Regions from separate parts of the Mus musculus genome. Here region 2 is linked to region 1. The links are chromatin loops, found by intact Hi-C in ENCODE. Cell type or tissue: heart. All regions are shown on one strand.

Region 1 (5,000 bases):
AGCACAGAACACAAGCCCCCCGCACAGAACACCGAGCCCCCCGCACAGAACACCGAACACCGAGCACCGCACCGAACACAGAGCACAGAACACAGAGCAAACAGAGCACACAGTACACAGCACAGAACACAGAGCACACAGCACAGAACACAAACACACAGCACAGAACACACAGCACAGAACACAGAGCACAGAACACAGAGCAAACAGAGCACACAGAGCACAGAGCACACAGCACAGAACACAGAGCACAGAGCAAAGGGCACAGAGCACACAGCACAGAACACAAAGCACGGAGCAAACAGCACAGAACAGAGCACAGAGCAAATAGAACACAGAACACAGAGCACACAGCACAGAACACAGAGCACAGAACACAAGCACACAGCACAGAACACAGAGCACACAGCACAGAACACAGAGCACAGAACACAGAGCAAACAGAGCACACAGACCACAGAGCACACAGCACAGAACACAGAGCACAGAGCAAAGAGCACAGAGCACACAGCACAGAACACAGAGCACAGAACACAGAACACACAGCACAGAACACAGAGCACACAGCACAGAACACAGAGCACACAGCACAGAACACAGAGCACAGAACACAGAACACAGAGCACACAACACAGAGCAAACAGAGCACACAGCACAGAACACAGAGCACACAGCACAGAACACAGAACACAGAGCACAGAGCACAAAGCACAGAACACAGAGCACACAGCACAGAACACAGAACACAGAGCACAGAACACAGAGCAAACAGAGCACACAGTACACAGCACAGAACACAGAGTGCAGAGCACAGAACAGAGAACACAGAACACAGAGCACAGGGCATAGAACACAGAGCAGAGAATACTGGAGAAGAGAAATGTGAGGTGAGTTCCTCATGTTTTTCAGATTATTGATTTCTTCACTCACTATTAGAAGTAGGGATTTCTTCAAAAGAATACTATCAGTGCCTACTTCATGTTTCATGTGTCAGACCTGAAAGACAGAGGAGAGAAAACAAACACACAGAGCTTACCCCGTCACAAGAATTAATAAAACCCAGAGTCCACTCATTTACCATTTGCCCTATGAAGTCTCAGACAGTCTGCTTTCTGCTTCTCATTTTTATCTGCCACAGTGAGGAAGCCTTGACTTGTTTACTCCATCTTAGCTAGCTGGAGATAGCTGTACCATGGTTTGAATGAGAACAGGCCAAGGGCACATGAGCTGTTTGCCTCTGTTTTTAAAGTCTAGGAATGAATGAAAACAAAAGTGTAATGAGGTGCATGGTATAAGGTAAGAATTAAAGAAAAAAAATTGGTTTGCTAGGCCCTGATTAAAGGCCTCCTAGGCTGTTAGTGTTGTGGCAAGGGGAGACAGGTTCAGTCTCCTTTCCATGAACACAACTAGGAGAAGCCTGGCCCAGGGACAAATGCATGGCTGTACACAATCAAAAGCCAACAAGGCTACATAGAAAGATCCAGCGCTGAGAGCTGGGGTAACATGCAGGCCAGGCAGCTCCATACTGGACCTTCATAGAGACCAAAGGCATATCCACTGGGGCCAAGAGACCTTGACAAGGTAATTATTTTTCTCCAGTTGGTTTTGTCATTTAAAAAAATTATACAGTGAGATTATTTTCCTAAAAGGAAAGTGAGAGGCAGTTCCTAGGGGCATTTTTTTTTTTTTATTACTCCTGACCCTGCTCTCCTCCCTGTCTTTGCACATGGCAGAAAGGGTTTCAAGGACTTTGGCTCAGCATGGGGAGGAGTGGCCCAGCTCTGAAGTGAGTCATGGCTATCTTCACTAGGGAGTCTTGAGTTACCAGAGACAAGCACTCAGTGGCTGCTAGCGTTGCTTCAGCTGAGTCAAGCTTTGGACGTTCATTTCTTATATTGTATCTGGGTTTGCCCAACAGATCATAAAGTCTTCATCCTAGGAGAGAATCTAGTTATATTATATCTGGGTTTAACCCTACAGATATGAAGTCTTCATCCTGGGAGAGAATCTAGTTATAGTTAAAAAACACTTTTTTGTTAAGCATTTGGAAGGTCTCTGTGGAGAGGCCCTGCTAGAAGTTGGCCCCACAGGGGAGAGGCCACAGTTAAGCAGTTGCACAGATGGCCAAGAGGAGCAGAAGAGGCCAAATCTATTGTGAATTTTCACTTGCAGCTGTATGGAAAGCAGTTATGATGGCGAGTCAATTGCTGTGGGTTTCTAGCTTTAAATTCAGGCACAGGAAGCAAATGTTTTCAAATGCCGAGCATACAGGGAGATTAAAGGACTGGGGACAGGTTTGAACCCACAGAGCCTTTCACTGGCAAGTGAGAGGGGTCTCTGTTGACAGGAAAGTCAAGTGTGGTAGCTGGCATAGAAACCAACCTGACAGATCCTATGTGTTTTCCCCAGGATAGATATTTTTGCTTCTGTCTAGTAAGGCTTTGTGTTGGGGTTCTGATTTCTCTTTTCTGCTGTTCAGATCCAAAGTTTATGCTTGCCAACCACTCTGGGTCACGTATGAATGGCAGGACTAGTGGCTCTGTCACGCATGCGCCATTTCAGAGTTTTGTCTGGAACTCTCCCTGTGCAGTAAAAAATCGAGCGTCTTCTGACCCCCTCCAACACCCTGCCCCCATTTCCACCCTCCATTTGGCCCGCTGCTGGGACTATAGTCTATCACTTATCTAACATAAAATAAACAGAACAATCTGGAGCTAATTTAGGTGGTTTGCCATATCAGGATACAGCTGGGAAAGATTTTAAGAAAAGGCTGGACAGGAACAATAGCGCTGTGAAGTGGAGCAGTGTGGAGAGCACAGGAAGGCAGTTTCAGACAGCCTGGCAGACAGCTGTCAGCCACTCCAATAACAATCCCCAAAGCCAATGAAAACGGGCAGGCTCTGTGCAGGGAGCTCGGCCCTGCAGAACACCAACAAGGAAAACAAGGGATTAGAGGGCGTTCTGACTTAATGGTTAGGAGTTGTCAGGGCCACCTGTCTCCCGGGAGCCCTTCACCAGGGCTCCTGGCCAGCAAGGCCTGAAGAGGAATCGCAGAGGAGACCTTCCATTTCTCTATAATTCTGGCCAAGATTTTTTTTTTTAAGATGCATGCATACATACTGGCTTTATCCTGACTTATGAATTCAGCAAGGCCCACAGCAGCACATCTGTTTTTGACATCAATTTCTCCTACTCTGCAGGATGGTTGAGGGTTTTGGTTTTTTTTTTTTTTAACTCTTTGGGGGCCTCTGGCTAGACCTTAAATTTCCTGGTGCAACTTGACAGAGGTGAAAGGGCTTGAGGGAGCTAAACAAAGCTGTGTGTTGTTCTTGAAAGAATTTGTGAGTGCTTTATATTAAATCAAGAGAAAAGAAATAAAAAGAAAAGAAAAGAAACCACCTCGGACCAAGCTCTTGACAAAGATCCAACCAGTTAGAGATGCTCTGAAGTCTAAAGGTAGCAGAGAGGTTCCTGCCAAGGCACGGGTCAGAAGCACCACGATTGGCTCTCTGTCAACTCTCGCCACTTGGCCAAGGCTTCTGGGTCAGTTTCTGCACCTAAGGCCAGGCGACATTTTCCCCTTCTCCATCACTTAATTCCTGACATAAGCTCATACGCTCTCCTTCCAGAAAGTGCTCTGTTTAATGAAGAGTTCCCTCTGGCTAGAGAAATTTTTGGGAAAACCCCACTTGTTTAAGAGGGATTTTTAAAAAGATAATATAGATTTCCTATTCTAAAGTAACAAAACAGCATCTGGGAGGTTTAATAGAAAATAAACCAGCTCGGAAGAAGAAAAGAAACAAGGGTTTTATCAGTGACCATCTCTCCATTTTAGCTCATGTCTGTACATCACAGTACATCCCTGAACTAACAGGTACTCATAACTCCATGGCAATACAAGCTAAGCCTAAATGTTCACTGTAGAAAGAAGCTTTTGAAACACAGAAAACAATGTGAAAACTTCTGGCAAGCAAAAGAATAGGCTGGAAAATATTTCTTTAAAAAAAAAAACTATAACATCCAGGGCTGGAGAGATGACTCAGCGTGTAAGAGCACGTGATGCTCTTCTGCAGGATCCACACTCAATTCTCTGCACACTGGGCAGCTCACAACAGTCTGTAATCCTAACTCTAGGGGAGTCGCCATCTTTTTCCTGCACCGCAGACACTGGACTCATGTACAGAAACACAAACACAAAGACATACACTGTGCTGGCTCCCTTATATCAACTTACACAAGCCAGAGTCATCTGAAGGGAGGGAACCTCAATTTTGAAAATGCCTCCCTAAGATCCAACTGTAAGGCTTTTCTCAGTGACTGATGAGGGTAGGGAGAGGCAGTGCATTGTGGGTGGTGCCATCTCCTGGCTGGGAGTCCTGGGGTCTATAAGAAAGCGGATTGAGCAAGCCATGAGAAGCAAGCCAGTAAGCAACACCCTTCCGCGTCCTCTGTATAAGCTCCTGCCCCAAGTTCTTGCGCTGTTCGAGTTCCTGTCCGGACTTCCTTTGATGATGAACAGTGATGTGGAAGTCAATTTGCTTTTGGACATTGTGCTTTACCGCAGCAATAAGAATCCTAACTAGGATACACATATACACATAACTAAAATGCATATTTTAAACATGTGTAATGTCCAGCTAGGCTTGACGGAACAAGCCTGTAATCTGAGTTCTTGAGACATGGAGGCAGGAGGATCATATGTTAAAAGGCATCCTAGACTACATAATGAGTTTGAGGCCAGCCTGGACTACAGGAAAGAGAGAGATAGAGAGAGACAGGGTGGGAGGGAGAGACTATAGAGACAGACACGGGGAGATAAAGGGGGGAGGGGAAATCCCTCCTAACCACAGCAGTCCAATGATTATTTCAAAAACAATGTCATCACATTAAAATGAGAAATAAAACCCAACTGTCTGAAAACCTAAATTTTTCTAGAAAAATGTTCCAACAGTAGCATGGAGAATTACCTAGAAGGCTCTGGGAGTATCGGTGCCACTTTA
Region 2 (5,000 bases), 290 kb before region 1:
TATTATGTTCTGGTTAACTATTCACTAGACTTAGAGTTCTGGAAAATCCCTTGTTTAGAAATCTAGTTTAAAACCAGAGAATTCTAGAAAGTACCACATAAGATTTTTGAATGGTATTCTTTTTCCCTTCTGTCTGGTTTCAGAGCCGTTGGTGGGGGTTCAGGTAGGCTCACCGTGCTAGCCTGGTCACGGAAGCCTCAACCCTGTATTCAAGGGTGTTCTGTTCGTAGATATACCTCATCCTGAGGCTAGGCCAACTTCTTTTTCAAGAGAAATGTAGGTCTCAGCTACAGTTCAAGAGGGCAGAAGTAGAGGTCCCAATGCCATTAAGAGTGAGACTCTGGAGCCGGCCGTGGTGGCACACACCTTTAATCCCAGCACTCGGGAGGCAGAGGCAGGCGGATTTCTGAGTTCGAGGCCAGCCTGGTCTACAAAGTGAGTTCCAGGACAGCCAGGGCTATACAGAGAAACCCTGTCTTGAACCCCCCCCCCCCAAAAAAAAAAAGAGTGAGACTCTGAAATTCATACAACACTTGTGTCACATCGTATCCATGAAGTCACAAGGAGGGCCCCAGACTCAAGTGTGAGAGACATAAGACGAACTAGTGGGAGACAGGAAGAGCTGGAAAAGACTCTGTGGCCATTTTAAATCAATCCATGGCAGCATTCCCCAACTGTGTCCAAATGACATGAGTTACGGGGATGTGGCCAATGTCCCTCTAAGACCAAAGGGATCTCAGGACAAAAACTGAGTCCTGTATATGACCTTTAAAGAGCCACCGCATACATGCTGAATTCTCTGCACAGTCCTGCAATAATAACAAAAAAATTAAGCCTGCCACTCTGTTCAGTCATTAACAGATATGCTTATAGAAGCAGAGAAAACATCTCCCTGGAACACCATTTTGAAAAGCTTGGTCAGGAATTCTAGACTTTTAGAGCCATTCTAGTTTAGCTGGCTTGGTCTTGGTCTCTTATGAAACATCTTCAAAATCACTCATGTATCTAAAGTACTTCTAGCTCAAGGAGGAGACCCAGAATCTGGCAAATCTTCAACTGGGATTCTCCATCCAGATCACCACAGCTCTCTTGGATACTCGGATAATGAAGAAAAATATTCCTAAATTTGAATCCACAAAGATTCAAGGCCTTTTCTTTTAGGTAGAATATGTCAGAATACAGATAGAAGTATTGGTTCTTAGGCAATGGATATTAAAATTCACTGTGGTTAAATTTCTAAGTTTAAAAATACAGTGACAATCGTACAACCAACAGCAGAACAGGAACCCAATGACAAAGTGGCTCGCCAGCCACTAGGGACCACTGGATTTCTTATCAGCCTGTTTTCTGCCAGCCTGGATCTCCCATACATTTTTGCCTCCTAATATAAAAAAAAAATAACAAAATTCTTGCCCATCCTCAGAACCAGGTTTCTCGATTGGTTCTTTTCAATAACCAACATGCTGTTGGAAGAAATAATGACCATGGTAGAGGACTACATCAAACCAAGATCTGGGGTTGTTATTGTAAGAGCACTCAAGACCAGAACACTGAAGGGAAGTTACCTCAAATTCAAGGGCCATGTCCCTGTGCACGGAGGAGGCTGTCTGTACTCAGCCAAAAAGCACACTGAATTATTGGGTGCCAAACCCAAGGCTGAGGAAGTATCCTGTTTACCTTGGCGCTCACTCTTATATTGGAGAGAATGACTGAGAACGGTACAGAGGAGGGACCTCGTCTCATCTGGCTGCTGGAGCAATTTATTACAATGAACTATTCTCATTCATTCAGTAACTGACAGTGATTCACTGAAAGACGCAGGAGTCAGTGGTCACATTACTCAACTGCTCAAGGCATTTTCTCATGTATTTATTCTTGGTGTAAAATATTAAGTCTTTTTATGTTGTGCAATCATCATGGAAACATATCCCAAATTGCAATTTCAAAATCTGGAATAAAAGTGAATCTAGAGAGGAACGGGGAATTCCAGGGGGCGGAGTGGGGGGAGGGCGGTACACTCTACAAATGTTACAAAGGAAGCAGGGACTCCCGAGAGGGGAAGCCCTGAGTGCACTGGCTGGGGCTAGGAAATGAGCAAGGTGTCTCCTTGTTCCAGAGCAGCCTCTTAAGAGCCTTTGTGAGACTGGACAAAGGCAAAATCTTGTGTGCAGTGTTTTGTTTGTTGTGGTTCTCGGACAGAGCCTGGGGGAGTAGCGTATGCTAAGCAAGCCCTCTGCCACTGGGCTAGATCCGCAGACTTTATGGGTGGTTTCAACTGTGCAGCAGGAGTTCCGTCAGCCCAAGTGTGGGATGATGGGACTTGATCTACCATCCTCAGAGGATCTGAAAAGAGACTGGGAGGTCCAACTCCTGCTCCTCATCATTCTGAGCAATGGCCCCACAGCCTGGACACCACACATCGAGTTTCTAGCCCTAGGTAGTTAGCTATTTTGTCAGATATGGAAGGATGTGGCGCTTGAGGAAAGGGGCTCAGCTGTGCAGTGAAGTATGAGGAAGCTTGGATGTTGGTGTATGGTTCTGTTACTTCCCTCAGTCCATGCCTATGAGATTCTAAGAGCATGGCCAATGGCCCGACATCCAGCGTGAGTGAGAGGCAGCTACTGTCAAGGAATTAAGAAAAATCAGCAGTTAATCCTATGTGCTATTAAACATAGCTAAATGTGGGGCTGGAGAGATGGCTCTGCCATTAAAAGTGCACAGAGCACTGCTCTTGCAGAGGACTCCGGTTCGGTTCCTAGCACCTGTATCAGGTGGTTCACGGCAGCTTGTAATTCCAGTCTCATGGGCCCTAACAGCTTCCTCCAGTCCTTTTACGCTTTGGTATGTATAAACTCATGCAAGGAGATATACATACACATGAATTTTTTTAAATGTAGATCTTTAAATATAGATGAATACTAACAAAATACCAAACAGCTGAGACTTGGAGAGATAGAAATCACACGGAAAATGGACACTATGATAGTTCATATGTAATATTGACCACCTTCATGGTCATGCCTTCAAGGAAGCACCCACAGCCACACAGATCACTCACCAACCACCAGTTACAAAGCCTGAGTCTCACACCCAAAGCTTTCCCAGAAACCCCACACGGACATGCTAAGCACCATCACCACCATGGACCTAAGCTGTCCCAGCAGTAGCGGAATGTTTGCCGGAGACTTTGCTATCAGTCAACAGTTCAGGCGTCAGCAGTACACATATTTACACAGACATGTATGTGCACAGGGGAGAGGGTGGAGCAGGCACATGGTACTCAGGACAGTCACAACTGACTTCACCTGCCTCACTACACCTCCTGTCCAAGTCTCTCCAAACCACTGCTTCCTGATCACACTCAGAGCTCCCACCCCTCTTCATCTGCCTATGCTTATCTCTGCCTGCCATCCTCTGGCAAAATCTTCACAGCCCAATTTGTTTGTCACAGGTCTGGGATGCCTTCCTCAGCTGGGGGGAGTTCATTCTTCCCTCGTATGTCTCCATGGTGATCCGTTTGCCACAGTGACACCCCAGCTCACCAGCCCTGGGCTAAACCAGGAGGTCTTTAAGGACAAGGACATAGCCCCAGGGTCACACATCAGGCTAAAATGACTAGATTTCTCCACCCTCAGTCTTACCTTTATCCTCTAAATGACAGGAAGGAATCAGCCAGACAGGCTACTGGGAGACACCGTCTACATTAAGATGCATCTGAAAAGCCTTCACATTAGTGTAACAGCAAGGAACAGAAAAAATATGGCACAGAGGATCTCTGTGGAGACACGCTCACAGCACTGGACTCTACCTTCTCTGCTTCCCTAGGAAAGCCCCCAACTAATCAAGTCTGTGTTCAGACTTGGCCGGCCACACATTTCCGACAGATTTTTGTTTTCTTCCTGATCTGAGTACTTGGGAAAATGTTGTAATTTCCGTGTGGGTCTCATTATATCTCTGAAGGCTGATTAGGACTGAGGAAACACCCAACCCCCCAATGAGCCCTGTCCCTCCAGAGGTTCTCTGTGTGCGTCTCTGCTGGGTCCCTTGTGCTACGGAGGCACAATCATTTGGGAATGGCTGAGTCTCCCTGCAGCGTCCTTCCTCACTTCAGGACAAGTAGACTTTGAATTAAGGAACTCAAGAAGGCACCCTACAGGATGCCCACCCACTTTGAGGCACAGAAAATAGTCCCATTCATGGAAACTGCCATGCCGTGTCCCCACACAGGGACCTTTCTGTGTCACTGTTACAATGATTCTGACAGCCTTGGGAAGAGAGCGGAGACGTCTCAAATCTCTGAGAATGAACTTGTTATGTGTGTTCTAAAACAGACTGAATTTCAGGGGCTGTTTACAACTTCATGGTATTAAATTCCCGCTTACTCTTTCCATATTTCCATTAAGCCCTTTGAAAAAAATACAAAAACCTTTACCCTGGGGAAGAATATCTTGCTATCTTAATAAAGTCTTCCAATCCTTAGGAGACAGGTCACCATATTTTCATTCTCAAAACTATTAATTTTACTCCCTCAAAGAATCTTATGAAAATATTTGTATTTCTTGCCTGAGATCCCTGGGAGGTAAATTGAAAAAAAACCAGCTAATAAGGGATAATTCCAATATGACCAAAACAATACATACTGGAATATGGAAATAATTAAGGCCCAAAGAAAAAATGTTAAGGCCTCAAGGCAAAAGCCCTAATCAGAAAATGCTGTGAGGGACTCTTTCCTCACTAATGTACACCAGATAGAATTCAGGGTGTTTTCTGTTTTAAACTAAGCAAGTTGCTTTAAAAAAAAATTCAAGTTTCTATAAATGGTAAACTAGTGATTGAGGATTTGTTTTATATAAAGATTTTGTAAATTGGGCCCGGGGCAGGGTGATTCAGTCTCTGAAGTACTTGCCACTCAGTATGAAGACCTGAGTCTGAGCTGATCTGATTCCCAGTGCGCAAATATAAAGCTGGCTGTGTCATAGTGTGCCTATAAGCCTAGCAAT

What was found. Peaks named below come from ENCODE experiments on the same cell type or tissue, not always from the same donor. Only the 100,000 strongest peaks of a DNase experiment are listed, where the experiment ranks them.
Region 2: it touches region 1 in a loop (4-fold over the local background); 5 of 42 quality-filtered maps call a loop at or near these places.

The regions. Positions count from the first base shown.
Region 1 is chr13:93,837,132-93,842,131 of GRCm38, reverse strand. All of the region lies in intron 4 of Arsb (arylsulfatase B), which reads right to left. Among named protein-coding and RNA genes, the nearest start is that of Mir5624, 49 kb to the right of the region's middle. In heart, no CTCF peak of the experiment used is centred here; DNase peaks (open chromatin) are centred at 1,781 and 2,751; H3K4me3 peaks cover 332 bases; H3K27ac peaks cover 2,960 bases.
Region 2 is chr13:94,129,575-94,134,574 of GRCm38, reverse strand. All of the region lies in intron 2 of Lhfpl2 (lipoma HMGIC fusion partner-like 2), which reads right to left. Among named protein-coding and RNA genes, the nearest start is that of Lhfpl2, 74 kb to the right of the region's middle. In heart, no CTCF peak of the experiment used is centred here; DNase peaks (open chromatin) are centred at 1,654, 2,054 and 3,994; H3K27ac peaks cover 337 bases.